Linked DNA regions of Homo sapiens: region 1 is linked to region 2. The links are chromatin loops, found by intact Hi-C in ENCODE. Cell type or tissue: MCF 10A. All regions are shown on one strand. Each heading gives the region's core, and the rest is flanking DNA. Links, peaks and the distances in the headings are about the cores only.

Region 1 (16,792 bases), core at 4,611-12,610, 210 kb before region 2:
AATATACTGGCTAGCCATATGCAGAAGATTGAAACTGGTGAAACCCTACCTTTCATCACACATAAAAATTGATTCAAAATGGATTAAAGACTTAAGACCTCAAACTATAAAATTCTAGAAATAAATCGAGGAAATACCCTACTCAACATCAGCTAAGGCAGATAATTTATGGCTAAATCTTTAAAAGCAATTGCAACAAAAACAGTAATCAACAATAGGACCTAATTAAACTAAAGAGGTTTGCATAGCAAAAGAAACTATCAACAGAGAAATTAGACAATCTACAGAATACGAGAAAATGTTAGTAAAGTATGCATCTGACAAAGGTGTAATAATCCAGAATCTATAAGAAATTTAGGCCAGGTGTGGTGGCTCACACCTGTAATCCCAGCAATTTGGGAGGCCAAGGTGGGTGGATCACCTGAGGTCAGAAGTTCGAGACCAACCTGGCCAACATGGTGAAACCCCATCTCTACTAAAAATACAAAAGTTAGCCAGGTGTGGTAGCACGCACCTGTAGTCCCAGCTACTCAGGAGGCTGAGGCAGGAGAATCACTTGAACCTGGGAGGTAGAGACTGCAGTGAGCTGAGATTGCACCATTGCACTCCAGCCTGGGCAACAAAAGCGAAACCCCATCTCAAAAAAAAAAAAAAAAAAAAAAAGAAGCAGCAGCAGCAGCTTAAACAAATCAGCAAGCAATAAACAAATAACCCCATTAAAAAGAGGCAAAGGACATGAACAGACACTTCACAGAAGAGGACATACAAGCGGCCTACAAACATATGAAAAAATGATCATCATCACTAATCATTAGAGAAATGCAAATTAAAACCACAATGAGACACCATCTCTCACCAGTCAGAATGGCTATTATTAGTCATAAAACAACAGATGGTGGCAAGGCTGCAGAGAAAAGAGAATGCTTATACCCTGTTGGTGGGAATGTAAATTAGTTCAGCCACTATAAAAAGCAGTTTGGAGATTTCTGAAAGAACTTAAAACAGAACTATGATTCAATCTGAAAATCTCATTTCTGGATATATATCTGAAGGAAAATAAATCACTCTACCAAAAAGCACGTGCACTCGTATGCTCATCACAGCACTATTCACAATAGCAAAGACATGGAATCAACCTAGGTGTCCATTGACAGTGGATTGTATAAGGAAAATGTGGTACATATACACCATGGAATACTACACAGCCATAAAAAAGAATGAAATCATGTTGTTTGCAACAACATGGAGGCAGCTGGTGGCCATTATCCTAAGTGAATTAACATAGGAACAGTGAACCAAATACTGCATGTACTCACTTACAAGTGGGAGCTAAGCATTGAGTACGCATGGACGTAATAATGAGAACAATAGATACTGGGAACTACTAGAAGGGGGAGGGAGGGAGGAAGGGAAATGTCAGCTGAAAAACTACCTATTGGGTACTATGCTCTCTTCCTAGGTGACAGAATGATCTGCACTACAAACCTCAGCATCATGAAATTTACCCATGTAACAAACCTGCATATGTACCCACTGAATCTAGAATAAAAGTTGAAATTGCTGTCTAAAAAAGCTCTTTGTTTCATTGACTTTGTCTATATATTTTTGTTTCCTATTTCATTAATTTCTACTTTGATTGCTATTGTTTCTTTTTTCTACTTAGTTGGGTTTTAATTTCTTCTTTTTCTTGTTTCTTAATATGGAAGCTGAGTTCATTAATTTGAGGCATTTCTTCTTTTTTATATAGTCATGCAGTGCTTTAAACTTTCCTTTAAATATTGCTTTAGTGGTATACAACAGATTCTGGTATGGTAATTTTTCACATTTATTCAGTTCAAAACACTTTCTAATTTCCCTTCAAATTTCCTCTTTGATTCATTGATTATTTAGAATGTGTTAATTTCCAAATACTTGGGAATTTTCCAGAAATCATTATACTATTAGTTTCCATGTGAGAAGAAACATTTTTAATGACTTAAACCCTTAAATTTATTGAGACATTTTATGGCCAAAAATATGATCTATCTTGGCAAATTTTCCATGTACACTTAAAAAGAATATGTAATCTGTTGTCGTTGGATGGAATGTTGTTAAAATGTACATCAAATAAATGCGGACAATAATTTGATTCAAGTCTTTATTTATTTATTTAGTTTTGAGAAGGTGTCTCGGTCTCTGTCGGCCAGGCTGGAGTGCAGTGGCGCGGGTGCAACCTCCGCCTCCCGGGTTCAAGCGATTCTCCTCTCTCAGCCTCCTGCGAAGCTGGGATTACAGTCATGTGCCACCATGCCCGGCTATATATATATATAGTTTTTTGAGACAGAGTTTCGCTTTTGTCCCCCAGGCTGGAGTGCAGTGGCGCGATCTTGGCTCACTGCAACCTCCGCCTCCTGGGTTCAAGAGATTCTCCTGCCTCAGCCTCCCGAGTAGCTGGGATTACAGGCATACACCACCATGCCCCTCTAATTTTTGTATTCTTAGTTTCGTCAAGTTGGCCAGACTGGTCTTGAACTCCAGACCTCAGGTGATCCACCTGACTCGCCTCGCAAAGTGCTGGGATTACAGGCATGAGTCACCATCCCCAGTCTGGTTGAAGTCTGTTATATGCTTGCTGATATTTTTTGTCTATTATCATATCAATTATTGAAAAAGGAGTATCTAACCTTTGATGATAATTATGATTTTGTCTACTTCTCCTGTAGTTCTATCAGGTTTGCTTTGTATATTTTAAAGCTCTGATAATCAAGGCATAAATATTATGGATTTTCATTCTCTCTTGATGAACTGACCTCTAACCAAGTAAACTTTTTTATTCCTGTTAGTAATGTTTGTTCTGAAATCTATTAGTCTGAAATTAGTACAGCCACTCCTGCTTTTCTTTGATTAATATTGGCATGATATATCTTTTTTTATCCTTTTACTTTTAACCTATTTTTTTGTCTTTAAACCGAGTATATTCCTTTTAGCTGACATAACATTTGGGCTCGCTATTTTACATCATTTAACAATTTCTTTTGGGTGTTTAAAACATTTACATTTAATGAAATTCTGATTAATTATACTTAAGTCTGTCATCTTGATATTTGTTTTCAATTTGTCTCCTTTGATCTATTTCCTATTTCTTTTTCCTCCTTTTTTTTTTTTTTTTTTAGACGGAGTCTCGCTCTGTCGCCCAGGCTGGAGTGCAGTGGCCGATCTCTGCTCACTGCAAGCTCCGCCTCCCAGGTTGATGCCATTCTCCTGCCTCAGCCTCCCAAGTAGCTGGGACTACAGGCACCTGCCACCATGCCTGGCTAATTTTTTGTATTTTTTAGTAGAGACAGGGTTTCACCATGTTAGCCAGGATGGTCTCGATCTCTTGACCTTGTGATCTGCCTGCCTTGGCCTCCCAAAGTGCTGGGATTACAGGTGTGAGCCACCGTGCCCGGCCTCCTGAAGAATTTTTTAAATGTTTTCTCTACTGAAATTCTGTTTGTGATTAATTCTGATTTAAGATGTCTGAAAACATTATTATTTCATCTGTACTTTTAAATGATATTTTCACTGGGTGTAGAATGCTAGGCTGACAGATTTTTTTGTATACTTCAAAAATGTTACTCCACAGTCTTCTTACTTGTATTATTTCTTATGACAAATATTCTATCATTCTTTGTTTCTCTGTACATAATTATCTATGCTTTTGTTAGATATTTTATTTTCGTTTTGTCACAGGGTTTATGCATTTTTTATTATGATGTGCCTTGGTGAAGTTTTTTTGTTTGTTTCTTGTATTCAGAGTTCTTTAGCTTTTGGATCTATTGTTTTACATTTTTCATTAGCTTTGAAAATGTTAAGCATTATTTTTTCAAATATGTTTTCTGCTCCAACCTCTACCCCACTCCCACACACTGTTAAGGGATTTAATACACGCGTATTAGGCGCTAGAAATTATCTCCCAGCAACCTAATGCTCTGCTCTGCCCTTTCCCTCCCGTCCCCTCCCCTCTCTTACTTTCCGCTTCTCTTCCCCCTGCCTTCTTTCCTTTCTATTACTTTCTGTTCTTTCTCCTTCTCTTTTCCTTCTTTTTTTTTTTTTTGAGACAGAGTCTCACTCTGTCGCCCAGGCTGGAGTGCAGTGGCACGATCTCGGCTCACTGCAAGCTCCACCTCCCGGGTTCATGCCATTCTCCTGCCTCAGCCTCCCAAGTACTACAGGTGCCCGCCACCACGCCCGGCTAATTTTTTGTATTTATTAGTAGAGATGGGATTTCACCTAGATAGCCAGGATGGTCTCGATCTCCTGACTTCGTGATCCACCCGCCTCGGCCTCCCAAAGTGCTGGGATTACAGGCGTGGGCCACCGCGCCTGGCCTCTTTTCCTTCTTTCTTGCTTGCCTTCCTTCTTTTATTTTACTTTTCTTTCTTCTTCCCTTTCTTTCTTTTCCTTTTAAAATTATATTCTCTCGGGGCTTCATTTTTAATAGTGACTCTTGTTATATCTCCAGGTTCACTAGTCTTTCCTTCTGGGTGTCCAATCTGCCATTAATACCTTACAGTGTATTTTTAATTTTATCTTTTGTCATTTACATTTCTAAAAGTGTACTTTGGTGTTTTTTTTTTGTCTTCTACATCTCTATGTAACTTTTAAAATATATAAATGTGTTTTGAACACATTAATTATCTTAATGTCTACATCTTCTAATTCTAACCTCTGAGTTGGTTTTGATTATTATTCTCCCCATTATGGGTCATATTTTTGTAACTCTTTGCATGCCTGCTGATCTTTGATTGAAAGCCAGACATTGTTCATTTTACCTTGGTCGATACTAAATAGGTTTGTGCTCCTATGAGTTTTATTATGAGATATGTTTAAGTTTCATAGAAACAGTGTGACGTTTCTGTTATTGTTTTTATGATAGGCAATATTAAAGAATTTCTCATTCTGGGGCTTAATTATTTCCCACTATGAAGGCAAGAGTTTCTGAATATCCTACTGAAAGCCTCACTGAACTATGATCTTTTCCAGCCTTGATGTTGGGAAAGGGCACTGTTCCTTGCTGTGTGTGAGCACTGGGAAGTGTTTTCTCTAATCAGTTTGGATGTTTCTTTCCTTGGACCCTCTGGTAGCTCCTCACACTTGTGCTTTGATCTGAACTCTGCTGAGTCCTCAAGCAAGATCCTCTGTAGATCTCTGAGTTCTTTCTTGATGCAGCCTACTCTTCTCTTGTACTCTCCTCTGAACTCTGTTTGCCTTTTTCTTCTCTGGCTTTCAGCTTTATATATCTTTAATCCATGGAGTTTACTAGCCTCATCCTCAGTTCCCCTTCCCTGTGTGTGGCCTGGAAACATTCTAAACTTGGTAAGCTAGGGCGATTATAGAGCTCACCTTGCTTGTTTTCCATCTCTCAGGAATCACTGTCCTTGATTACTTGATAGCCAGTGTTTTAAAAACTATTGCTTTATATATGTATATCCTTTTGTTTGTTTTAATTTGGAAGGTGAATTGAGTCCTTGTTACTCTATTGTGGCTATAAGAAAAAGTTCAAGATAACTATTTTGTAATTAGGTATTTAAGCTTCTCTTTCTGTTAGGGCTACTGATATCATTGAACAAAGATAAGTTGAACTGAGAGTATCCCTGGGGAAAAAAATTGTACTTCAATACTGAAAGATGGATTCTTGACTTTGTGTCTGGTAGTTTCTATTTCAAAGTTGATGACAGAGCTATCTTCTTTAGCCAAGCTGATAGTGCCTGTGAGTCATTGCCCATTCGCCCTTACTATTTCTGTCTTCAATCCTTATAGACACTGGTGCATTATTTTCTTAAACCTTAGATTCAGAGGCAATTGCCATGATCTGATCTATCCTGGGGATAACTCTTTCTATTAGTTCATATACTGCTTTTTGATCCCAACTATATCATTTAAATCAGGGCTACAACTTCAGCTCTTGGCCTGAGGGCTGTTATGTGCATGCTGTGATCTAAGACTAATTTTTACATTTTAAAAGGGTTATTAAAAATATGTGCAGCAAAGACTGAAAGTGGACTGCAAAATCTAAAATGGTTACCCTCTCTCCCTTTTCAGAAGATATTTACTGACTCCTGATGTAAATAAACTATTGTTCATGCATGCATTTCTGTAATGAGAAATAAATATGATAGTTAAGCACAAGGGCTCTGAAGTTGAACTGAGTTCAAATCCCAGTTAATTACTGAACATTTCTGTTGTCTAAGGCAAGCTATGTACCCTCTTAATGCCTTGAAGTTCTCAACTGAAAGAGGAATACCACTAATAGCTACCTCAGAGATATTTGAGGATTTAATGGAATGATGTTTATAAAGTCCTTCACAATGTGCCTAGAATTTGGTAAGAGTTCAAGAAATGTTAGCTACTCATATATTTGTTTAATTTTTTTTATCTTCTTAAGGCCCTATAAATATTCTGGTTTTGATTGTCGATTCTTAAGTTCTTAGAACATATTGGTCAAATAATCTAAAGGACCTGTTAATTAGGTTTAATTGCACTGGTAAACATTGCTTTGGATTCTTTGTTGTTGTTGTTGTTAAAATAGCATGCTGTGGAACATATCCTGACTTGGCCCTTCTTTTACTAACCATAAAAAGTAACATCCAGCATTTCTGCAGTTTTTTTTTTTTTAATTGTGGAGATTTGTCTGAGGTTTATTGGGGCTCTGAAAGAAAACTTGAGTTGGTATGGGAACAGATGGTATATAAGTGAATGTAATTTCAAATATCCAATTACCTTAGAGTATTTCATACAGTAAACTTTGGGCTGTGCTGGCTTAGCAGAATGTGTATACTTTCCTGAATTTATTGTTTAAGGTTTTTTTGTTTGTTTTGTTTTTGGTTTTTTGCTTGTTTATTTATTTATTTATTTTTTTGAGACAGAGTCTCACTTAGCCATCCAGGCTGGAGTGCAGTGGCGTGATCTTGGTTCAATGCAACCACTATCTCCTGGGTTCAAGCGATTCTCCCATCTCAGCCTCCCGAGTAGCTGGGATTACAAGCACCCGCCATCATGCATGGCTAATTTTTGTATTTTAGTAGAGACAGGGTTTCACCATGTTGACCAGGCTGGTCTTGAACTCCTGACCTCAGGTGATCCGTCCGCCTTGGCCTCCCAAAGTGCTAGGATTACAGGCGTGAGTCACCACGCCAGGCCTGTTCAAGTTTTTAAAATGTAACAAGTAAAATGAGCAAATTTAAGACATTCCATCTTTATATTAATATCTTCAAATGTACTTCCTTTGCATCTGTGTTTATCTCCCAGATCCTCTTAATCTCCACTTTTCCATGATCCCCCTCATCCCATGATGGATAACACCTGTAAAAATGTGCCATTTTTACTGATGGAGTACTCGTTTCCTGGAAGTAAATTAAAAATATATGGGTATATTTTTAATATTATTCTTTACATATGCATATATTTTAATTGTTATTCATATATATATAAAAGAATTGAGGAGTTCTAAGCATTGACAGAGTTGGGAAGCACAGAATTAAGTAGGAGTATCATCCATCTGACTTGTATGTGGACCATAAGGAAATCTGAGGGCTTTGATAATTATTAAACTGAACTTTGGTGACAACACAGTTAAATTTAATGGTCCATGTTATATTCCAACAAACAGTCAAATGTCTCAGATCTTCCCTAGTTCTTTTACTCCTTTAACAGCACAGCTGATAGATAATTTGTATCTCAACTCTCAGATAACATACAATCCAATAGCAATATTATAAATAATTCAAATTCAGTAAAGCATCCTATAATACTGATAGCAGAAATCTATCTCAGTATATTCATAAATATCAAATTGTCTGCCTTCGGTAAGCTTATACAACACTGTCTTATTTATTTACAATAAATACCAAACCTTTTACAAATTAAAATAATTACTTATGCCTGTCTTATTACTTTGTTATATTTTGAAAATGCTACAGGATATCTACTATGTACTTTTTTTTTTTTTTGAGACAAGGTCTTGCTCTGTTGCCCAGGCTGGAATGCAGTGGCACGATCTTGGTTCACTGAAACCTCCGCCTCCTGGGTTCCAGCTATTCTTGTGCCTCAGCTTCCCGAGTAGCTGGGACTACAGGCATGTACCACCATGTCAGCTAATTTCTGTATTTTTAGTAGAGATAGGGTTTCACCATGTTGGCCAGGCTGGTCTCGAACTCCTGGCCTCAAGCAATCAACCCACATGGGCCACCCAAAGTGCTGGGATTACAGGTGTTAGGCACTGCACCTGACCAGCTGTGTAATTTTTAAAAGGCTGAATATATACTTCAGTAAGTTAGATAAAAAATAACAACTTCAGATATTTTGATTTCCCCTTCACTCTTATTTTTACAAAGATATATGGATTAGAATTGTTTTTTTCTCATTTTTGGTTTATTCATTAATTAATTCATTTATTTATCAACGCTCTAGTGAATACCTTCTTTCTTTAGTGCTAACAGGGTTGACAGTAATGAATATACTTAGAACCTGTTCTCATGGTGCCTACAGTGTGGTATGGAGGAAGAAAATAAACAAATTAAAAATAGCTAGCTATATGATCTTATTCATCCATTTAATGTAGTCAGTGCATCACTCTAGGCACTGGGAGTTGGTACTGAGCAAGATATGTTCCCTTCTTTCTAGGAACTGATGGTGGCAGAAATTTAAAATTAAAAATAAATGTACATGGTAATTATTGAACTCTAACAGGTGATCTTAATAGAAGCTAACTCCTAATGATGATAATTCCTTAGGAATGAAGAACCATAGATGCCTTTTAGCAGAATGAAAGTGCCATTTTTATTATGAGACAGGTCTAGCCTGCAGAAATTTTTCAGTTTTACTTGCAAATGAATAAAATAGATTAAATTCCTCTAACTTACCTTGAAATTCCTAAAACGAAGCAGCAGATGGCACCGTCACCTCATTCATGCCTGCTGATTTTGCCACATCATTTTGGTTAACTCATGCTGGCTTAGCTGAGCTCAAACACCACAAGGAATCTATTTTTATCAGTTTTTCTGTACTTACCTTATTTGCCATACAAGGATCCCAACAGAGATTTAAGACCCATTATCATTTTACTGGTGAAGAAGCAAGCATAGAAAATTAAACAATATATCTAAAGTCATACAGTCCATCAGTGACAGAGTCAGAAGCAGCAATGCCACATGCTGCATTTACTGGGTAGAACGTAGACTCTGAAATTCCAAGCTCTACAAGTAACTTGAAGTTTTTTCCTTCTTATGTAATTTAATTCACCTATATTGAGCTGTTTCTTTTATTTATTTATTTATTTATTTTGTTTCGAGGTGAGGTCTCGCTCTGTTGCCCAGGCTGGAGTGCAATTGTGCAATCTCTGCCTCCCGTGTTCAAGCAATTCTCTCACCTCAGCCTCCCGAGTAGCTGGGATTACAGGGGCGTGCCACCATTCCTGGCTAATTTTTGTATTTTCAGTAGAGATGGGGTTTTACCATGTTGGCCAGGCTGGTCTCGAACTCCTGACCTCAGGTTATCCACCCACCTAGACTTCCCAAAGTGCTTAGATTATAGGTGTGAGCCACTGTGTCCACCTTTTTTTTTTGTTGTTTGCTTTTTTAGACAGAGTCTTACTCTGTTGCCCAGGCTGGAGTGTAGTGTCAGGATCTCAGCTCACTGCAGCCTCCTCTGCCTCCCGGATTCAAAGGATTCATGCTTCAACCTCCCGAGCAGCTGGGATTACGGGCCTGTACCACCATGCCCTGCTAATTTTTGTATTTTTAGTAGAGATGGGGTTTTGCCATGTTGGCCAGGCTGGTCTTGAACACCTGGCCTCAAGTGATCTGCCCGCCTCGGCCTCCGAAAGTGCTGGGATTACAGGTGTGAGCCACTGTGCCCGGCCTGTTACCCCTCTTTTAAAAAGTGAATGGAATTTGTCAGGTGACTAGCTTCCAAATATTTTCATTGCTCAATTGCTTTTTTTCTAAATGAAATTGTATATAAAATTTCCACCTATCAAAAAAGCAACATCAGAGATGCTCTGGTTGAATCAATATTGGGACAGTCCAGAGACCTTCCTGTTTGGCCTGTCCTGCATCACATTCTGCTGTATTTTTCTACTAAAGATGATGCTGAGTTATAGGATACAGAACTGAAACATGGATGTCCAATAAAGTAACAAAAGTGAATGCAATGGAACACAGAGCCGCTATGGGTAAAATAAAGAGGGATGACCCACAGGTAACCTAAAGCAAACAAATAAACATACACAGCTGAATTTTGCTTCCTATGCCATTTTTTTTCTTGACTCCCACATTTGGAGATGCTTTTTCTTCTCTTCCAAGGTTTCTCCATTTGTACCCACGACAGGAACTGTCTATTTCGAGGGTAGATTTTACCTCCATGCCATTGCTCAAGAGTCTCCTGAAACTATCTCCTGCAGTCAAGATGAAAATGGCCAATTTGGGACTCAGTGTCCTTGGTCAACTGCCTTGTTCTTGCTTCTTCCATTTTATCTCACTGAACCCCAGGACTCCTTTTCCCAGCTACTAGGGAGGCTGACGAAGGAGAATCGCTTGAACCCGGGAGGCAGAGTTTGTGGTGAGCCAAGATGGCGCCACTGCACTCCAGCCTGGGCAGAAGAGTGAGATTCCATCCCTCCGAAAAAAGACAATTCAAAATTCAAGTAAATGATAAGTTTAAAAATACCAAAACTTGGTTTCAGGATTAATTCTAAAATTCATTTAATTGAATTTTTCTCTGATTGTACTCTTGAAAAAGAAGTAAGTGTAATATCGTATTGAAATGGTCAGAAGAAAAGGAGGGAGGAGAAGAAATAACACTTTTTTAAAAAAAGAGGACATAGAAAACTTATAAATAGGCTGTTTATTTATTGTATATGAAATTTACTTATAAACTCATAAATAGCCTATTTATAAGTTTTCTATGTCCACCTTTTCAAGGAAAAGGAGTCCTGGGGTTCAGTGAGTTAAACTGGAAGAAGCAGGAACAAGGCAGTTGACCAAGGACATTGAGTCCCAAACTGACCATTTTCATTTTGACTGCCCGAGATAGTTTCAGGAGACCCTTGAGCAATGGGCATGGGGGTAAAATCCACCCTTGAAATAGACTGTCCCTGTTGTGGGTACAAACGGGATTACAGGCACCTGCCACCACACCCAGCTAATTTTTGTATTTTTAGTAGAGACAGGGTTTCACCATGTTGGCCAGGCTGGTCTCGAACTCCTGACCTCAAGAGATCTGCCTACCTCAGCCTCTCAAACTGCTGAGATTACAGGCGTGAGCCACCACCCCCAGCCTGAATTGCCTTTTTTTCTTCCTATTTCCTTCTCAACATTATTTCTAGGTTCCTTACCTTATCACAAAACCTCCATGTGTATCTTCTACACTGTTCTTTCCATTTTCTCACTACTTAACATACCTGGTTGTACTTCTTTATTTTTTCCTCCTCTCATTGCCATGACTACAATCCCTTCTCCTGAATCTTTTGAATTTTTTGGCTCTGTCAATTTAGATTTTCATTATAATCTGACTTCCTAAGAAAAAAGAAATGTCAAGTTATTTTGTCCTCTACTTAAAACTAATTGCCAGGATGCTCTGCAGCTTGAAGTTAAACTACCAGGGAAGTCTTTTAGGACAATGCCTCATACTCTTCTGTTTGATTTGTCTTGCTCTTTTTTCTTGTTTGTTTGAGACAGCCTGTAGCTCAGGCTGGAGTGCAGTGGTAGGATCTCGGCTCACTGCAGCCTTAATCTCCTGAGCTCAAGCGATCCTCCTGCCTCAACCTCCTGAGTAGCTGGGACTACAGGCACATGCCACCATGCCCGACTAATTTTTTGTTGTGGTGATCGGACCCAACACCAGGTCGTGGGGGTGACGAAGTCCAACAGAGTCAAAGGAATGAGAAAAGACAGTTTGAGAGAGAAAGTGGGTCCAGGGGGCCAACACTAGTTATGGAGGCTGCGAAGGCCCCGAGCTCCGGAAGCCCAGACTGTTTATTGGTGATCAAACAAAGAAACAGGTGGTGAGAACGTGGGGGTCGAAAGGGAGCGTTGCATTAAGCACATGAGTTACAGCTGTGATGGTTTAGCATTTATATGGCCAATTCTGAGACACAATCGATCTAGGAGCCTGGTAGGGCGAGAAGCAAGGAGCCAGCAAGTCTAGACACATTCGAGAGCCATGAGCCCTGGATTCTATCCAAGCCACGAGGGGTTTTATGCCCTGAGCTTAGATTATGGCGCATCAGGGTAGCCTTCCACCCTTAGCACAGAGTTTGGTGTTCCAAAGGCCATGAGAGGTTTCAGACTCTGGACCTGGACATGTTCCAACACTCTTTTATGTTATGTCAGACATGCAAGCCCTGCTTCAGCTTCTCCCAGCACTCATCTTTTCCCAACAATTTTTGTATTTTTTGCGGAGACAGGGTTTTGCCATGTTGCCCAGGCTGGTCATGAACTCCCGAGCTCTAGCTATCCTCCCACCCTGGCTTCCCAAAGTGTTGGGATTAAGGTGTGAACCACCATGTCTGGTTTTTTTTTTTTTTTTGGCTTTTTTAATCAAAATGTCATTAAAGGCCAGGTGAGGTGGCTCATGCCTGTAATCCTAGCACTTTGGGAGGTTGAGGCAGGTGGAGTACCTGAGGTCAGCAGTTCGAGACCAGCCTAACCAACATGGAGAAACCCCGTCTCTACTAAAAATACAAAAAATTAGCTGGGTATGGTGGCACATGCCTGTAATCCCAGCTACTTGGGAGGCTGAGGCAGGAGAATCACTTGAACCCGGGAGGCGGAGGTTGCAGCGAGCTGAGATCGCGCCATTGCACTCCAGCCTGGGAAACAAGAGCGAAACTCCATCTCAAAAATAAATAAATAAATAAAATAAAAAGTTATTAAAGATTAATTTATATGGAATAGTTTACAGTACCCATTCTCAATTTTGCATTTCAGGGACTATTAAAGGGAAGAACAAAGGCCTCTGGAGGGGGGTGCTGGGAAGAGCAGATGCTCTGTGCCCTGGCAGTGAGTCCGGCTCCTTTAAGGAAGTACTAGAGACCTGCCAGGTGTCAGTTTATTTGATGGCAACTAAATGTTAAAAGCAAAGTCACAAAGAAGAAAGGAGGAGCATGGGCTTGGCAATTGGGAGCTGGGGATCCCTGGCAGGGAAGGTGGGAGAGCTATGAATGACTACACCATCTAAAATGAAGCATTTGTAAGTGTTGTGAGTAAAGCTAAGTAAATTTGGTGCTTCAGTCAATCCAAGGGATACCGAAGTAATTTTTTTTACATGTCTTTCTTCCTCAAATATAATGAGAAATCAATTAGGATTGGGATTGAGCCTCAGGTTTGTGAATATAGTAAATATTCAGTAGATATTTAATTGTTAATGGATGAATAGAGAAAACAAGGAAAGGAAGGAGGCAGAGAGTCAGAGAAGAGGAAGAGAGGAAAGAGGCCCAATTTAGCATTCAAATTGGAAGAGAAATTTGATTTTTTTTTAATTGGGAAGGTACTTTGAAATGTTGCTATCTTCTGAGGACTGAACATGTTTTTCTGCAGTGGTTCTTAAGTTTAATGCTTAGTTTGGTTTTAATAATCTTGTTTTCTTTGTTATTTTTATTATTTTTTTGAGACAGAGTCTTGCTCTGTTACCCAGGCTGGAGTGCAGTGGCGCCAGCTTGGCTCACTGCAACCTCTGCCTCCGGGGCTCAAAGAAACCCTCTCACCTCAGCCTCCCAAGTACTTTGAACCACAGGCATGTACCACCATAGCTGGCTAATTTTTTGTATTTTTTTTTTTGTAGAGATGGAGTTTTGCCATGTTGCCAGGCTAGTCTCGAACTCCTGGACTCAAGCCAACCACCTGCCTTGACCTCCCAAAGTTCTGAGATTACAGGCATGAGCCACCGTGCCCAGCCATAATCTTTTCTATTTAATTCATGTATCCATTTATTTCTATATATTCACATGTTTACTTATTTCTCTTCATTTATTTGTATGAATTTTCCAGAAAGTCACATTAGACATATACAAAATAGATATTTGTTTGAAAAGAATGCTATTTTTTGAGGTTTAATTCTGAGAGTAAACACTACTACTTAATGTATATAGCAGTGAGTGAGCAGACTGACTCAGCTATTCTTTTATTTTTTATTTTAACAGGTTTTGGGGAGCAGGTGGTGTTTGGTTACATGGATAAGTTTTTTAGTGGTGATTTCTTATATTTTTGTTGCACCCATCACCTGAGCAGTGTACACTGTACCCAATGTGTAATCTTTTATCTCTCACCCACCTCCCGCCCTTCCCTCCAAGTCCCCAAAATCCATTGTATCATTCCTATGTCTTTGTATTTTCATAGCTTAGCTCTCACTTATAAGTGAGAACATACAATGTTTTGTTTTCCATTCCTGAGACTCAGCTATTATGAATTCGGTTCTTTCAGCTATTTTATTGATGTAATATTCAATCTACCTCTGGGTTTCATTAATTACAATTTTAGTTTATAAAATGTGTTTTCCACTTCTAAGAACTCTTCTCAGATTGCTCATTTTTCTTTTTTCTCTTTCTTTCTTTTCTTTTTTTTTTTTTTTGACAGAGTTTTTGCTCTTGTTGCCCAGGCTGGAGTGCAGTGGCACGATCTTGGCTTACTCTTGGCTCACTGAAGCCTCTGCCTCCTGGGTTCAAGCAATTCTCCTGCCTCAGCCTCCCAAGTGGCTGAGATTACAGGCATGCGCCTCCACGCCTGGCTAATTTTGTATTTTTAGTAGAGACGAGGTTTCTCCATGTTTGTCAGGCTGGTCTCGAACTCCTGACCTCAGGTGATCTGCCTGTCTCTGCCTCCCAAAGTGCTGGGATTACAGGCATGAGCCATTGCACCCGGCCAGATTGCTCATTTTTCTTGGATGACCCACTTGTTTTATAGATGAAAGTTTTCAACAAACTTCACTGAAAATGTAAGTTAGATAACTGGTTTGTTTTTTGTCTTTTCTTTTGTTAGGTTGGTTTGTTTCCACCTGTTTCTTTCCTTTTTTTTTTTTTTTTTTTTTAGATGGAGTTTCACTGTTGTTGCCCAGGTTGGGGTGCAGTGGCACGATCTTGGCTCACTACAACTTCCACCTCCTGGGTTCAAGTGATTCTCCTGTCTCAGCCTCCTAAATAGCTGGGATTAAAGGCACCTGCCACCCCACCCAGCTAATTTTTTATATTTTTAGTAGAGATGGGGTTCCATCATGTTTGCCAGACTGATCTCAAACTGCTGACCTCAGGTGATCCACCTGCCTCAGCCTCCCAAAGTGTAGGAATTACAGGCCTGAGCCACCATGCTCGGCCTTCCACCTGTTTCTTGCATTAACATTTAATGAGGGGTATTTTTCTCTGAATACCCAGCCTATCTCTCCCACTGTCTTGAAATACGAAGGGTATTGTTTTTCTAGTTTGTCAATGATTTGCATAATTAATGTTTAATTGCTTTATTTTAGACAAAGAGACAAAAAAGGAGAATAATGAGAATTAGACTAAAGTTTATGTTTATTGAAAAATTTCTTTGACCACTTAGAGAGTTAACTGTTTTCATAGGATTGTGATTAAACACAGGGTGACAGTCAAAGTCACTATAGGGAAAAACTCTCCCACTGGAGGTCTGATTTGATAGTAAAGACAGCTTCTTATTACTGACTGCAAGGTACTCCCCTCATTATTGTTCTCTAGTTCTCTATTTCTATTTAAGAGGTCGACCCTTTTTCCTGGAGCCAATGTATTCACTGTTTGAGAAATTCCATGGTATCCCTTTGTAGGGGTGAAAGATTCCTTTTCCTCACTCATTGCTAGGTTCACGGCATCTACAATAAAACATAGATCAACAAGAGAATAGCATCCAAATTTATTTAATAGAAGTTACCTGAACAAACAGGCCTTGTTAAGTTCTACTCAGCTTATTACCATTAGATTATACCCTTTTGTTCTCCAGTCATACTTCTGCATAACTGTCCGTAGAAATACTCAGTTTTCCCTGCGTCTTCATTTCAGAAGGCTCTCTTGTCGTATAACATTTACATGCTTTTGTTTTGTTAATCTGTCTTTTGTTATAGGGGTCTCAGTCACGAACCTGGTGATGGGCAAGGAAAAGATACTACTTTTTCTCCCCTACGTTGGACAAGGAGGGTATGATCTAATGCTAATAAACTGGAGGGAGCTTAGCAAGACTAATTTGTTCAGATTCTTCTTGGCATCTCTGTATCTTCAAAGATAAGGAAGTTTCTTTCCTCTAGGAAACAATACTTCTAAAATAAGGGTCTTATGATCTGCTTCAGGGCAGAAAGACGGGGAAAGGTGTGAGAGTGAATTTCCTGATTCTGCTGTTTTCTCAAATGCCAAGAATCCATATTTTGGGGTTGCATGTCCTGAACCTCATACGCTGCTTTCCAAGCACTGCATTATAGGACTGAAACACTGATGAATGTTGAGATTAAGATCCACATTACCACTTTGCAACATGTCTACAAAAACTTAGTAAAACTTTTGTGGCAGCTTAAGTAAGGCGGGAAGCTCATTTATGTACTCTCTTGAGCTCTCTTCCATTTTGATAGGTGTTAGACTGTCAGAACTGCAGAGCCCTCATCATATAACAACTCCTCCCAAATCTCTGCACTAGAGACTTGGCAAACTCTAGCACGCCTTCTAGTAGCCTAAGGCAAGGTCCATAGGATGATTCAGCACTACTTAAAAGGCCAGCCTGAGGAAGCCCAATGCTGCTAGGAGAATTTACTTTTTGTTCCAGTTAAAACTTGTTAACAGGCC
Region 2 (16,792 bases), core at 4,094-12,093:
ACACTCCTCAACCTTGACATTACTAATCAATTTTAACCTGGTCTATCTTTTGTTTTCAGTGGAACTTATTACATACTGGAATATGGAATATTGTACCATTTGTTTACTATCTTTAGTCTTTATGTTTAAACTTCCTGGAATGGAAACCCCATGAGTAAAGGAATCTGTGTCTATTTTGTTCACAGACGTATTTCAAGCACCCTGAAAAATGCCAAGTACTAATTAGGCATTCTGTAAATGTTTGTTGAATAAGACAATGAAGAGGCAAATTAAATTAAATACAAAATAGTTTGTTATCCAGGACATTTCTGACTGTATAGCCAAAGCTTTAAAATGAAGATAAGAATAATTTTATAAAATGAATTAGACACATATCAACCCTAGGGAGAATCTTCAAAGTGGTCTGCTCCTTTGAAAAGCCTTAAACAGGAAAGCTTTTATTTAAAGAATGGGCTGGGCATGGTGGCTCACACCTGTAATCCCAGCACTTTGGGAGGCCGAGGCGGGTGGATAACCTGAGGTCAGGAGTTCGAGACCAGCTGGACCAACATGGAGAAGCCTCGTCTCTACTAAAAATACAAAATTAGGCAGGCATGGTGGTGCATGCCCATAATCCCAGCTACTCAGGAGGCTGAGGCAGGAGAATCACTTGAACCCAGGAGGTGGAAGTTGCGTGAGCCGAGATCACACCATTGCATTCCAGCCTGGGCCACAGGAGAGAAACTCCATCTCAAAAAAAAAAAAAAAATGACACTGTGCTTCTGGAAATAACCTAATTATTACCAGAGGAAGGAATTCATGTCTATGCCATACAAGAGCTTTCACCCTTTAGAAGTGTTTTACGGAAGGTCACACACACACACACACACACACACACTGATCAAATTGCGGAATTCTCTGAAGCATACAGAGAATGGCATTTATTCTGGCAAGAACTGTGCAAATTGTTACAAGAAACATAAGGGATGGCAAGTATGAACAATTATATTTCAACAGATGCAGGAAGCAGTTGAAATATGGCTTCTCAACATCTGGGGCTTGCATACTTGTCATCTGGAAACCAGATTGGGTCAGTTACATGTGGAAAGGAATAAGTTATTGCCAGGCCAAATTTCCATATTAAAAGAAGTCTCCATTACCAGATTCTTTTTTTACAGACACCAAATAGACCAGGGAGTTACTAAAAATGGAAGGAGGTCGTGAGAAAGCAAGTCATACTATGAGTAGGACCTCACCTTATGAATTGCCTCTTTAGCAAAATCAACTGCAGAAAGGAAAGACATTGTCTGTTAAATGAAAGGTAATAAATGGAATTCGCAGGTGGACAAAAATACCTCCTGAAATCCCGTAACCCAGCGGGGTACAGATGAGACACGCCCTCTGCAGATACAGTGTGCAACTACCAGTGTGACTCTGAGTGCCCGTTTTCTGTCTCTGCACCGAAGCACCAAAAGCAAAGATTCCAGGCTGAAGCAAATTTTTTTTTTTTTTTTTTGAGACGGAGTCTTGCTCAGTTGCCCAGGCTGGAGTGCAGTGGCACGATCTCGGCTCACTGCAAGCTCCGCCTCCCGGGTTCACACCATTCTCCTGCCTCAGCCTCTCGAGTAGCTGGGACTACAGGTACCCGCCACCAGGCCCGGCTAATTTTTTGTATTTTTAGTAGAGACGGGGTTTCATTGTGTTAGCCAGGATAGTCTCGATCTCCTGACCTCATGATCCACCCGCCTCGGCCTCCCCAAGTGCTGGGATTACAGGTGACAGACACCGCGCCCAGCCAGTTTTACAGCTTTTTATAAAGATAAACATACTTATATGATGCAGCAATTCAATTTCTGGGAATTTATCCAAGAGAAAACTTGCTCACACAAAAATGCCTGTGTACAGCAGTTTCATACATAACAGTCCCACCCTAGAAACAAAAGTCCATCAACTAGTGATCAAAGAGATAATTTCTGGTATAACATGCAATAGGAATACTACTAAGAAATAAAAGGGAATGAACTACTTACCTGCACAACAACTTGAGTGAATCTCAAAAGTATTATAAATGAAATAAGCAAGAGACAAGACACTACATATTATATGATACCATTTATATAAAATTCTATGAAAGGGGCTGGCCGTGGTGGCTCATGCCTGTAATCCCAGTACTTTGGGTGACTGAAGCCAGAAGATCACTTAAGCCCAGGAGTTCAAGACCAGTCTGGGCAATATAATGAGACCTAGTCTCTACAAAAAATAAAATTAGCAGGGCATGATGGTGCGCGACTGTAGTCCCAGCTACTTGGGTGGGTAGGGCAGGAGGATTGCTTGAGCCAAGGAGGTCAAAGTTGCAATGGGCCAAGTTTTCCCCACTGCACTCCAGCCTGGGCAACACAGTGAGACCCTGCCTCAAAAAAAAAAAATTCCATGAAAGGAAAAACTATGTTGATATAAAGCAAAGTAATGCTTGCCAGGGTCCAGGGTCAGAAAAGATAGTGATTACACAAGGAAAAAAAGAAAGATGATGGAAATGTTCCATAGCACGGTTGTTGTGGTGTTTACATGATTGACTTTACGATCCTTTTGTTATGGATGAGTTAATTTTTAAATTCCTTCCTTAAACTAACAAGTCTGCCTACTTTTATCTTTGATCTAAAATTAGTACTGATGTTTTCCATTTGGATTGGTTAAGTCTCTTTTGACTGAAGCTTGCTCAGTGCCTAAATAAGTGATGTACATGAAAAGCTTTCTAGTCCTCTCCTACTGATCTCCATCGGTTAGCGCCTTGCCATGATTAATCCAGAGCTGCGGGATGGCAGAGCTGATGGCTTCATACATCGGATAGGTAAGTTTTATAGAGTGAATGAGAAGGAAGTAAAGGAAAGATAAAACAAAATACAGGACAGCTTAAAAATATGGACTCTTTACTTACTGTGAAAGTCTACTAAAGTAAGTGAGGGATGGGGAAGCACTTCCGGAGAATTGTGGAAGCCTGTTAGAGCATGTAGAGTTTTATGTCTGCAAGAGAGGGTATAAGCTTGTGTGTAAGAAGGTTTTGGGGCAGAATTTTATGGTACGTGTATTATATCTCAATAAGAATATTTTTAAAATGTACTTTCACAGGGAAAAAATTGCTTAACACTTTTATACAGAATAAAAAGCAAATGCTTCACTCTGGAAGGAGGCTTGATGATTGTGACTTCATAAGACTGAAAAGAACTTTTCAAAAATTTTAAGATTCAGCTAAGGCCAACAATGAAGTTTGTTTTCAGTGGATTGAAACATAAACAAACCAATAAATAAAAACAAGGTACACATACAAACACCCTCCATTCACAATAGTTCTGAGGGTTTATGTTAAAGAAAACGAATGAATTGTATGCCAAATGACTGGAATAGGAAGCCTGCCAAAACTTTAAGATAAAGACAGTGAAGAGATAAAAAGTAAAATCTTGAAATGAGTTAAGGACTCCAGCTGAAACCACTATCAGAGTTTACTGATATGAATTCCCAGGGCAATTGGGATAATTCTTTTAATAATAAGTAAGCCTGATACTCTTAAAGGTTGAAGAGACCTCAGTAGCTACCTAGTAAAACTTTTCATCTACCATACGATTTCTAGCTACAGCATTTCTAGCAGCCTATACTAGAATGTTTTCAGTGATAATATCTCTCTGTCTTAGAAGACTTTCCATTTTAATTTAAGGATGTTCTATTTAGAAGTTTCTTTAGGGTAAGGTTAAATTTACTTCGTTGTATATTCTAACTATTGGTCATAGTTACGAACTCTTGATCTATGAAAACTTCATAAGAAAATTTTTAAAAATTAGTCTACATTTTACACAATTGGACATTAGTATTACAAAAAGAAATAAGATTCCATCCCTTTAGCCAAATAAATTAGTCAGGCTTGTCTGGGTAACAGATTTAAGAGTTTAGAGAGTAAAAAGTGGAAGAAAATTTATCTCATTGCATAACGAGAAGACAAAATATGAAGTACTGTGAAGCATGTACTGGAAGATTATGAGAAAGCCGGGCTGCAGGAATCATTAGAACATCTAGTCTGAGAATTTAATTAAAGCATAATAAAAATGCTCCAAAAGAAAAGATATTAATGAAATGAAGAAGCACCAAGAACACAATAAAAACCAAGTGAAAATAATAATTATAGAAATATAGTGTTTGAAATAAAGAACACTTTGAGGAGTTAATTAATAGAATGGACGCTGATTAAGAATGAATAAGACCTAGGAGATGCTATTAAAAACATGACAGAAAAGAAAACAGTTAGAAAATATAAAATAAAAGCTGAGAGATATGAAAAATAGAAGTAGAAATGCCACCTTCTAGATAACAAGAATCTGAAACAGAGAGAGAGAAAAAAAGAATAGCGGATAGGAAATATTTGAAGAAATAATATTCCAACTTCTAAAACTAATAAAAGCCAAATACCTCAAACTGAAACTTCAAAAGTGTACAAACAAAATAGATAAGAAAAAAACATGCATCTGGCACAATAGAGTGAAAGAAAAATATACAAAATTAAAAAATGAGATAATAGGAGACGTTAGTGAAAAAGAGAAGAAATGAGAGGGATAACAAATCAAATGGTGGCTATTAGAAAAGACGAGAGAACTAGATGTCTAAAAGTTTGCAGAAGACGATACAATAAAGAAAATATCAAAAAAGTACAAATAATCACAAAAACCACAAATATTAAAATTTAATAAAACATTATGGAAATAATTCATCAATTATTATGGGGCAAACTCTGTTCCCTTAAAATTTTATATATTGAGGCTCTAACCCCCTCTACCTCAGAATGTGATCTGGTTTGGAGATAGTGTCTTTACCACGTTAAAATTAGGTCGGTAGGTTGGGACCTAATTTAATATTACTGGTGTTCTCATAAAAAAGGAAAATTTAGAGACGGATCCATATACAGGGAGAATGCCATCTTCAAGCCAAGGAGAATGGCCTGGAACAGATTCTTTCCTTACAGGCCTCACAAGGAACCCATCCGACCAACATCTTAATTTCAGACTTCTTGTCTCCAGAACTGTACGACAATACATTCCTGTTAATTTTAGCCGCCCAGTTTGTGACAACTTGTTACGGCAGGCCTAGCAAACTAAAACACTAATGCGCTTATAAATATTAAAAAAAGAAGGTAGAGGTCTAAAAAATATAAAATGCCAAAATGTAATGAGAAGAAATAAATAATTATAGAATTATAGAAATTAAAAATAAATACATTGAAAAGGCAACTAAAATAGAGTAATCTACTGATCTTTCAAGAAATAGCTAATTTTTGTATTGGACATCTTGCTTCAAAAAACAGCAAAATGAGAAATTTACCCCGATTTAATAGACTTTTTGATTTCCAAACAAAGTCAGAACAAGACAAAAAGAAACAGACTCATCTTCTTATGAAATTAGAAGTAGAAATTCCAAGAAAATATTTATTTACTATATACAACAAAGCAGTTAAAAATTCATATACAAGTGGATTTATGTTAGGAATGCTTAGATATCAGAATATCAGTGCAAAAAATATTAAAATTTTTTGAAAGAAAGTCCACACAATTATTCAGTAAGTGCATTTGATAACAACAAGGAAACATGATAACATTCAATGTCTATCTGAGATAAGTCCCTGTTAAGAAACTAGGAATAGAAAAATTCTTTTTTAAATTGCTAATGTTGTATGTTAAATTTATACAGCATTTTTACAGTGCTTAATAATGAAAATTTAAACATTCCATTTAAGATTAAAAACAAGAAAAAAATGTTCACTGTAACTACTACTGTTTAGCAATAGTGTAGTACAATGCTAAAGGTAACCAGTGATATAAGAAAACAAAAGGAATTATAAAGGACAAGGATTGCAATGGAAGAGTTGTATCTGCAATATTTTCAGATAATTTGATTATATAAAAATAAATACCAATAGAATCAACTAGAAAACTATTAAAAATAATACCAGAGTTCAAGAGGGTTACTTAAAAGAGCACATTTAACAAATCAATACTATTTCTGTATACTAGAAGTGTTGTTTTTATTTAGTTTTCTCAGCTTTTTTTTTGTTGTCACTGTGAGAACAGTAGGGATGACTTCCAATCTATTGCAAATATCACATGCCAGAACAGGAATGAAGGACATATATTTTAATTAAAAATAAAAACTGCTAAAGAATTTTCCAAAACACTTATACATTTTTGTACTTCAACCAGTTGTGTATGTGTTTCGGTTCCCCTATATCCTGCTAACACTTGGTGCTGTCAGTCTTTTTCATTTTAACAGTGCAAGTGGCATGTAGTCATATTCCATTGTGGTTTTATTCTGCATTTTGCTTGTGACTAATAATATGGAACATCTTTTATGTGCTTATTGCTCACTTGCGTGTATTCTTCTGTAAGTATTTGTTCAAGACTTTGGTTCTTTTTTTTATCAAGTTGTTTGTACTATATCTCTAAACTACAGACCTTTTAGTATTTTCGATACCAGTCTTTTTTGCATACACATATTGTGACTATTTTCTCCCAGTCTGTAACTTGCATATTTATATTCACAACAGTGTCTTGTATCTTGAAATGGGCAGAGGTTTCTTTCTTTCTTTCTTTCCTTCTTCTTTCTTTCTTTCTTTTTCTTTTTTAAGACAGAGCCTCACTCTGTCACCCAGGCTGGAGTGCAGTGGCATAATTCTGATCACTGCAGCCTCCGCCTCCTGGGTTCAAGTATTCTCCTGCCTCAACCTCCCGAGTAGCTGGGATTACAGGTGCCTGCCATCATGCACAGCTAATTTTTTGTGTTTTTAGTAGAGAAGGGGTCTCACCATGTTGGCCAGGCTGGTCTCAAATTCCTGACCTCAGGTGATCCACCCTCCTTGGCCTCCCAAAGTGCTGGGATTACAGGCATGAGCCACTGTGCCCAGCCCTTAAATTTCAATTAAATTCAATTTATCATTTTCTTTTAATTTTACACTGTACTTTCTCTTCTTTCTCTAAGACAGCTTTACTAATTCTCATGGTCACAAACTATTTTATGTTTTCTAGAAATTGTATGGTTTCAGGTTTTATGTTCAGGTCAATAATACGTCTTAAATAAATTTTGTAAGCTGATGTTGTCGTATGGTAAAGCCTTTTTTTCTCAATTGTTTCAATACCTTTTGTGTAAGACATGGCTTTGCCCACAAATTACTATTTTGGGTGTCTGAAATTTGTGCAGTGGTTTTTATCTTTTCTTCTTCCTTGTTCTTCATTTCTCCCTAATCTTGAAAAAAAAAACACATTTTATGTTTTCTATCTTTAGCTATTGTTTCTCTAGATGTAAGATAAATTACCAAACTCTTCTTCCTATCAAACATTCTCTTTGTAAACATCTCAGAATCTGGCTTCTCTCAATCCAGTCTTGAAATTACTTTATTGCACATTATCTGTAGTCTGGTGATCATGAAAACTAGTAACTTTTTCAAGTTTTCATTCACTAAGGCTGCTTTAAGTTCTGAAGAAAGAGAGAAAACATGACTTCTTTTTAAATTTTTCTTTCTTCAAGTCCTCTTTTCTGATATTTAAATATATGTATGTATATGTACATGTATATATACATACATATAAAGCATATATATGCATATAGGCATGCATACATATATATAATCTGTGTTTATGCATATATGCACGATATACACATATAGTCATGCACCATAGAACAATGTTTTGGTCAATGACAGATTGCATAACAACAATGGTCCCATAAGATTACAATGAAGCTGCCTTGTAAAGGTGTACCATTTTTGATCTTTTATATGGTATTTTCACTGTACCTTTTCTATGTTTAGACGCAAGCATTTAGCATTGTGTTATAATTGCCTGCAGTAATTAGTACGATAACATGCTATCCAGTTTTGTAGTCTAGGAGCAACAGTCTGTAATATATAGCCTAGGTGTTAGTAGGCTATACTGTCTAAGTTTGTGTAAGTACATTCTATGATGTTCCAACAATGACACAATCACCTAAAGGCACATTTCTCAAAATATCTCCCCATTGCTAAGCTATGCATGACTGTACACACACACACACAGACACACACATACACGCACATTCTTCCTAGATTGTTTCTACATCTACTAATGATATATCAGCTACAATTACTTTATCATTAATAGAATTATTATTTGTTCTTAACCTCATAGCATTTCCACGAGTGTCAAATCCTGAGTTTTCTCTAATTTTGTTTGCTTACCACAAATAAATAAATTACTGCTTTTATCTTGAATATTCTCTGGCTGAAACACATTGTTTATTTCCTCCATGGCTTAAAGAATAAAGAAAAATATATCTCTCATTTAAGGTCTTCTGTCATGACCTTATGACTCCTTTCTTTCCTGTCTTTAATCCTATTGCCTTATATATCTGTTATAAACATTTGCTCTAATCGTGGACCTTTTGATGATCTTTATGCCTTTTTGCTTAAAATCCCCCATTCAAACTATTTCTACCTTTTAAGTAAACTTTCCTTTCCTTTCCTTCCTCATTCCCCCAAAACTCAGTGATTTCTCCACTCACCACTCTCTCGAGCCGAACAGCTATAGCAATCATTTTTTGGTACTTATCTTCCTTGCACTTTTTGATGGTTTGCTATCCTTTGTTATTTTGAGATGTATGTACTTGATTGAGGGTTTCCTGATTAACAATTATAGGAGAGGAATACACCAGTAATAATATCGAGTCAGTGTTTATTCAGAAATTGTAAAATATGTGTTGATTTAATTTGCAGTTCCCAAGTTGATACAAAACTGGAAGATTGGCCTTATGTGCTTCCTGAGTATTATTATTACTACAGTTTGCATTATTATGATAGGTGAGTGGTTTAATTCATACACTTTCTATGGTTCTTCACTCCTGAAGGGTCCATGTATATCTCAAGTTTAACTCCAAATCTCCCACATCTAGAGTGATTAAAGGGTTTTATAGACACTTGTCCTCAAATTTTTACCAGTTCAACAGTTTTTACCATAATCCTTGCCTCTCCCCCAAACACTCTCAGTTTTACAATAGAATTATGTTCTTGACTTTATAGTCCTTGATGCTTAAGAAAAATAATCTTAAATTCTTAGATGACCACCAGATGGCAACAGCAATAGCGATGTTACTGAAATGCCAGGGGTTCAGTCTAGGTCCCATTGCTCAGGGCACAGAAAGCCAATCCCGGAGACAATGACTATTCCCGAATTAGGGAGGGGTAGGGAAGAAGAGTTGGTCAACAGGGAGCAGGTGGTCGGTTAGACAATCATGGCAGTGAGGAGTCCCTTGTCTGGAAGTGGTGATCTGGTGACTTTCGGTTTCCTGTTACTATCTGAGAGGACTAAAGGTCAGATTCCTAAAGAATGAACTCAAATAAGACAAATGTAAGTTTCAAGTTTTAAAACTAGGAGGATCAATTTCTATATTTATAAAAAAAAATCCCACATAAACATCAGTTCTATGGGCTTGTTACAGATAATTTTCTTTTTTAGAGTTTGTGAATTAGTGAGCTAATGTTAAATACACTATGCTCTGCTATTTGTATTTAATCCTCATTAGACTAGGATACAGGTATAAGAAAATCCATTTACAGATAAAAAATATACAGGACAGAATGAGTAAGTTGCCTCTCACAAATAATACATTCCAGACCTAGGATCAAACACCTTGGCTGTATAACTCTAATGCTTGATAAATTTTAAAAACCATGCAGCTTGACCTTCATAATTGTAGCATTCCTTTAATTTCTTTTTAATCAAGAGTAAGTTATGTCACTAATAGTTTGTTCTATAAAACTTTATTTATTTCTATTAGTTGGAATGCAAAATCTTACCTCTACCCGCTCAGGGTTTTTCTGCGGGCCTGAGAATGAAATTGACACAAGACACATCAACTTGAGCAAAGCACATGCGTTTAGTTAATATAAGTTTGACGTGACATGCACGTCTTCCTTATGAAAGCCTAAAGATGCAGGTAGAGTTGAACACTTATATATTGAATTCAACAAAGGGTAATAAATTATGAAAATGTGGCAAGGCAAAGAGGTTTGATCTAGGGTAATTAATTGGGTAGAAAAGTGACCGGAAAGATAAATGTTAAATTAACAAATGTTGTTTGCACACATTTCCTTTGGCCTCAACTACCTATCCTTGACTATAAGAATGTTGCTTTCCTTCTGGTATAGAGAAGATATCTTTCACAAAGGTATTTTATCTCCTGCTTATAAGAAAAATAAGGAAGCTCAGAGTGTTTTCTCTTGCATCTGCTGTTTTAAAAGTGCGTTTAACTCAAAAGAGTCTATATGCCTGAGTGACATATTTCGGGGCATCATGTTCTGAACTCCTTCACTATCATATTAAGTTAAATGAAAAAAAACAAAGAAATAACGGCATATGTGACCTTTTGCAAGACTGTCTCATTGGAATTGCAATATTTGTAAAAATGAAGTTGTTAAATTTCCTCTGGGTTCTATGGGTTTATTTTGTGAAAAAGATCCAAAGGTAGAATTTAATTCCTGAGCCATGGCCAAATAGTCCCCAGCACTTGATTTTCCATATGCATGGTTTGCTTAATTTAGCACTTATATTTGGCTAAGTAGCACTGCTCTTTGTTTTGTTTTGGTTTGATTGGGTTGGGTTGGGTTGGGTTGGGTTGGGTTTCGGTCATTCTCAAGAATACTGATAGTCTTCTTGTTTATAGTCTCTACTGTCAGTGTAGTCTTAGAGCTTAATGTTATTGCTGTCTAAACATCTGGAAGTTAAATATAGACAAGAGTTTCTACAGTAAGTTTTTATGTTCATTTATTCATTGATTAAAAAGAGCAGAAAGACAAAAGAAGACATTTATGTGGCCAGTAAACATATAAAGAAAAGCTCATCATCACTGGTCAGTAGAGAAATGCAAATCAAAACCACATGAGATACCATCTCAGGCCAGTCAGTATGGCGATTATTATTTTTTCTTTTTTTCTTTTTTTTATTATTATACTTTAAGTTCTAGGGTACATGTGCACAATGTGCAGGTTTGTGTTACATATGTATACATGTGCCATGTTGGTGTGCTGCACCCATTAACTCGTCATTTACATTAGATATATCTCCTAATGCTATCCCTCCCCACTCTCCCAACCCCACGACAGGGGGGCTATCCCTCCCCACTCCCCCAACCCCAACATCACCCCAATGTGTGATATTCCCGTCCCTGTGTCCATGTGTTCTCATTGTTCAATTCCCACCTATGAGTGAGAACATGTGGTGTTTGGTTTTCTGTCCTTGCCATAGTTTGCTGAGAATGATGGTTTCCAGCTTCATCCATGTCCCTACAAAGGACATGAACTCATCCTTTTTTAAGGCTGCATAGTATTCCATGGTGTATATGTGCCACATTTTCTTAATCCAGTCTATCATTGATGGGCACTTGGTTTGGTTCCAAGTCTTTGCTATTGTGAATAGTGCCACAATAAACATACGTGTGTATGTGTCTTTATAGCAGCATGATTTATAATCCTTCGGGTATATACCCAGTAATGGAATGGCTGGGTCAAATGGTATTTCTAGTTCTAGATCCCTGAGGAATCGCCACACTGTCTTCCACAATGGTTGAACTAGTTTACAGTCCCACCAACAGTGTAAAAGTATTCCTATTTCTCCACATCCTCTCCAGCACCTGTTGTTTCCTGACTTTTTAATGATCACCATTCTAACTGGTGCGAGATGATATCTCATTGTGGTTTTGATTTGCATTTCTTTGATGGCCAGTGATGATGAGCGTTTTTTCCTGTGTCTGTTGGCTGCGTAAATGTCTTCTTTGAGAAGTGTCTGTTCATATCCTTCACCCACTTTTTGATGGGATTGTTTTTTTCTTGTAAATTTGTTTAAGTTCTTTGTAGATTCTGGATATTAGTCCTTTGTCAAATGGATAGATTGCAAAATACCTAATGCATGCGGGGCTTCAAACCTAGAAGATGGGTTGATAGGTGCAGCAAGCCACCATGGCACATGTATACCAACGTCACAAACCTGCACACTCTGCAGATTTATCCCAGAACTTAAAGTTTAACAAAACAAAACACAACAAAAAGAGCACAGAGACAGAGTTGAAACACATTATATCTTACACCCTGTGTAGTAGCCTGTATCCACTTCTGAGCACTACAAAATAATAATAATAATAATAAATCATGGTGGAGTAGGGGGTGCAGCCTTTGGAGTTTGCCCTACATTTGAGCATATAGTTGGCTCTTTATTACTTGCATTAATTTATTCAAACATGTGGAATGCATGGACTTGTCTTATTCTGAATACTTAGCACCTAAATAAAACCTTGAGACAGTAAATCTCCAAACAATGTGCTTTCATTATTATTCCATATTCTTCAGCACTGGATGTAAATGAAATGAAACAAAGGTTTCACTAATTCTTATGTTTCACTTATGTGTTGTCCTTTATGGCAAGTTTCACTTTCCTAGCTTGGGTGTTTTCATAGGTAAAGGAAAGCCTCCATTTCTTACCCTAACCTCGAAACCTAAATTACATGCAGATCTCCAGCACTCTACCTTGATTGCAGAATTTATAGCTACATTTTATGCATTGTTTTTGGCAGGATATTAATATAGATTATGAGAAGCTAGTGGTTCCATTTCTCAAAATAGAAGCCAGGGAAATAGAAAAAAGTATGCACTGCTTGATCACTAAATGATCTTCCTTACAGACAGGGGAAGTTAATTCATCCTCATTCTGGGGAGGGGGGAAGCTAACTTACGGGCCTCAAACTGTGGAAGCAAAAAGTAAAATTAATACACCTGAATGAGTAGAAACACTTTTTAACATATGCTTTATCTGATCATTTCTTTCTTTTTTTTTCAGCCACATGGTCCAAGCATGCTAAACCTGTGGCATGTTCAGGGGACTGGCTTGGAGTGAGAGATAAGTGTTTCTATTTTTCTGATGATACCAGAAATTGGACAGCCAGTAAAATATTTTGTAGTTTGCAGAAAGCAGAACTTGCTCAGATTGATACACAAGAAGACATGGTAAGAAAACAGAAAAGTCTTCAGTAATTTCAGAGATTGTTTGTATAAAAACATAATAAAACAATAATAGCTAATACTATAATACAATTGATCCTTGAACAACATGGGTTTGAACTGTGTGGGTTCACTTATACCTGGATTATTTTTCCTCTGCCACCCTTGAGACAGCAAGAGCAAACCCTCCTCTTCTTCCCCCTCCTCAGCCTACTCAATATGAAAACAACGAGGATGAAGACTTTTACGATGTCTTCACTTCCACTTAATGAATAGTAAATAGATTTTCTCTTTCTTGTGATTTTCTTAATAACATCTTCTTTTCTCTAGCTTCCTTTATGGTAATAATACAGCATATAATTCAAATAACATGAAAATATATGTTAATTTACTTTTATGTTACCAGTAAGACTTCCAGTCAACAGCAGGCTACTAGTGGCTAAGTTTTCTGTTTTTGTTTTTTGTTTGTTTGTTTGTTTGTTTTTAAGACAGAGTCTCACTCTGGCACCTAGGCTGGAGTGCAGTGGTGCAATCTCAGCTCACTGTAGCCTTGAATTCCTGGGATCAAGCAATCCTCCCACCTTAGCCTCCTGAGTAGCTGGGACTACAGGTGCAGACCACCACTCCTGGCTAATTTTGTTTATTTTTTGTAGAGATGAGGTCTCACTATGTTGTCCAGGCTGGTCTCAAACTGAGATCAAGCAATTCTACTGCCTCAGCCTCCCAAAGTGCTAGAATTAGCATGAGATACCATAAACAGCATGGTTAACTTTTTGAGGAGTCAAAAGTTATATACAGACTTTTGACTGCACAGGCGGTCAGTGCCCCTAACTGCCACATTGTTTGAGTCAACTGTGTATGACAATGTGTGCTCAACAGTGTTCTAAGCACTGAAACTATATAATCTCATGTAATCTTCTACTAACACCCATGAAGGAGTTATATAACTCTCCCTACTTTAAAGATGAGGAAAGTCAGTCACAGAAATGTTATGTAACCCAGCCAATGACACAGCCATAAGTTGTTGGGCTGGGATTTGAACCCAGGCAAGATGACTAGTGATGCCATGTCCTTTACCACAATGCATACTGTTTATGTATCTAAATGTCTTCGTTAAATGTTCTTAGATTATTAAGTAGATTTTTTAAACCCTTTTCAATTTGCATTCTACCAAGCATAGACAGAAAAAATTTTTAAAAATACAGCTCTTAGAATTTAGAGACAAGGAAATGAAGGAAATATGTGCACTTCGAAGACGCGAGTGAATTAATGGAAGTAAAGAGGGCAAAGAAGGAGACACGTGGACTCTAGGGACACAGAGTAAGAAAATAGATTAGTTTTTAAAGAAAAGCTGGGGGTTGGAGAGTGGCCAAGATGGCCGACTAGAAGTAGCTGGAGTGCGCAGCTCTCAAAGAGAGGAACTGAAGGGGTGAGTAAATACAGCACTTTGAACTGAAACATCCAGGGTACACGCAATGGAACTAATCAAGGAAACAACTCAACCCATAGACAATGAAGAAAAGCAAGGCAGGTCGATGGCCAACCTGGGAACGACATGGAGCCAGGGGAACTCCCCTCGCCCAGGGAAGTGGTGAGTGAATGTGCAACCCCTGGAACCCATGCTGCTCCCATGGATCTTTGCAACCCTCGGGTCAGGAGATCCCCTTGTAAACCAACTCCACCGGGGCCTTCAGTCTGACACACAGAGCTAAGTGGAGCTTCAAAAGAGCAGCCTCTCAGGCATGTGCAGTGACCCGGGAGCCTCAGATAGCCAGGAGTTCCAGGCTTCCCAGCAAAAGTAGTTGAAACTCCAGCGAAGAGGGAGGTTAGACCCCCTTACACATCCCTAGTAAAGGGGCTGAATCCAGGAGGCTGAGCAGCGACATTCTGCAGGACCCACTTCCATGGCATCTCACAGGATAGGACCCACTGGCTTGGAGTTCTAGCCAGCCATCAATAACAGCATTGCACCTCCCTGAAACAGCTCCCAGAGGGAGATGTGGGCAGCCATCTTTGCTGTTTGGGTGACTTAGCCATCCAGCCTTCAGGCTTTGGAGAGTCCAAGTTGACCAGGGGTGGAAGTGGTCCCCCAGCACGGCACAGCTGCTCTACAAAAAAGTGGCCAGACTGCCCTTGTAAGTGGGTACCCAATCCCATTCCTCCTCACTGGGCAGGATCTCTAACCAGGGTCTTTAGCTGCCTCCTACAGGTGTTCTTGGGCCGGTAATAGCTATGTACCTCCCTGGCACAGAGCTCACAGAGGGAGGGGCAGGCCACCTTCTTTGCTGTTTTGTAGGCTTCACTGTTGGTACCTACAGGTATCAGAAAATCCGAGGTAAATAGGGACTGGAGATGGCCACCAGCATACCACAGCAGCCCTATGATAAAGTGGCCAGACTGTTACATGAGTGCCCATCTCCTTGTCTCCTCACCAGGAGGGTCCTCCAGGCCTGGGCCTCCAGCCCCCCTCGCAAGCGCTATTGAGCCAGTAGCAGCTCTGGAATGTCTTAGAGAGAGCCTCCAGGGGCAACAGGAAACCTCTCTGCCACTGCCTCTGCACTGGAACTGCCCTTGCTGCCCTCAGACTAATGAAGGAGCAAAGACCCTAAGTCTCTCATCCACACCTCCAACAAGTTGCAGGAGAGGAGGCCAGTCCATCTCCACAGGCTCTGCTCACCCACCTTGCTCATCACCAGACATGGAACCTCCAGCTTGGGCCCACAGCAGAGACCCTCCATCCTGGGCTGATTGCACTGAATGATTGCTTACTTGCATCTCTCTGGAGTGAAGCTCCCAGGAGAAAAGCAAAAGACCATTGGCTTTAACCACTACTAAGGTCTCTTCCATTGCTGCCTCCAAGTTGGGGAAGAAACATAAACACTGAGATCACCCAAGAGCTGCAGTGGGCAGCCTAGAATTGCCAAGTCACAATCTATAGCCAGCACTCAAGTGGGAGAGAAACCCACATTTTCAGAACATTGAGAGAGAACATGGCTGCAACTGTGAGGAAAAGTAAGGGAGTCACACAATGGATCAAGAGTCTCCCAACTGACAAATACGTCCAAGCGCAACCTACTGGATCACACCTCAAATCTTCAACACCAAAAATATCTCACTAACATAACCCCCTCTAAAATTAAAGAAGTCACCTTCAAATAAAGACCCTGCACAAAGCTTCAGCCCTATGAAAACAAACAGAAAAGAGATCTATCGACTGTACTAAATATACACTGCAGTTAAATTGACACCCACTGCAGAGATGAGACAGAATTAATGCAAGAACTCCAGTAACTCAAATAGTCAGAGTGTCATATGTTTTCCAAACAACTGCACCAGTTCTCCAACAAGAGTTCTTAACGAGGCTGAACTGGCTGGAATGGCATTGAACTGACAGAAATTCAATGCTATTCCTGTCAAACTACCAATGATATTCTTCATGAAATTAGAAAGAAAAAACTATTTTAAAATTCATATGGAATCATAAAAGAGCCCAAATTGCCAAGGCAATCCTAAGCAAAAAGAATAAAGCTAGGAGCATCATGTTACCTGACTGCAAACTATACTACAGGGCTACAGTAACCAAAACAGCATGGTACTGGTACAAAAACAGGCACATAGACCAGTGGAACAGAATAGAGAGCCCAGAAATAAGGACACACACCTACGACCATCTGATCTTTGACAAAGCTGACAAAAACAAGCAATAGGAAAAGAACTCCATATTTAATCAATTGTGCTGGAATAACTGGCTAGCCATATGCA

What was found. Hi-C counts contacts between places; a loop is a spot of excess contacts. Peaks named below come from ENCODE experiments on the same cell type or tissue, not always from the same donor. Only the 100,000 strongest peaks of a DNase experiment are listed, where the experiment ranks them.
Region 1: a loop joins it to region 2, with 6 times the contacts of the local background. A loop is called at or near these places in 6 of 110 quality-filtered maps.

The regions. Positions count from the first base shown.
Region 1 is chr12:10,132,328-10,149,119 of GRCh38, reverse strand. It overlaps LOC105369655 (a long non-coding RNA gene), which reads right to left. Exons shown (of 4, transcript XR_007063208.1): 4 at 15,506-15,834. Among named protein-coding and RNA genes, the nearest start is that of CLEC7A, 11 kb to the right of the region's middle. RefSeq lists an enhancer at 14,562-15,382. In MCF 10A, for the core only: a CTCF peak has its summit at 8,906 (motif pointing right); DNase peaks (open chromatin) are centred at 8,939 and 12,299.
Region 2 is chr12:9,918,310-9,935,101 of GRCh38, reverse strand. CLEC2A (C-type lectin domain family 2 member A) reads left to right here and starts at 2,732. Exons shown (of 5, transcript NM_001130711.2): 1 at 2,732-2,827; 2 at 8,759-8,842; 3 at 12,870-13,036. The coding sequence starts at 2,773. In MCF 10A, for the core only: a CTCF peak has its summit at 9,077 (motif pointing right); a DNase peak (open chromatin) is centred at 9,151.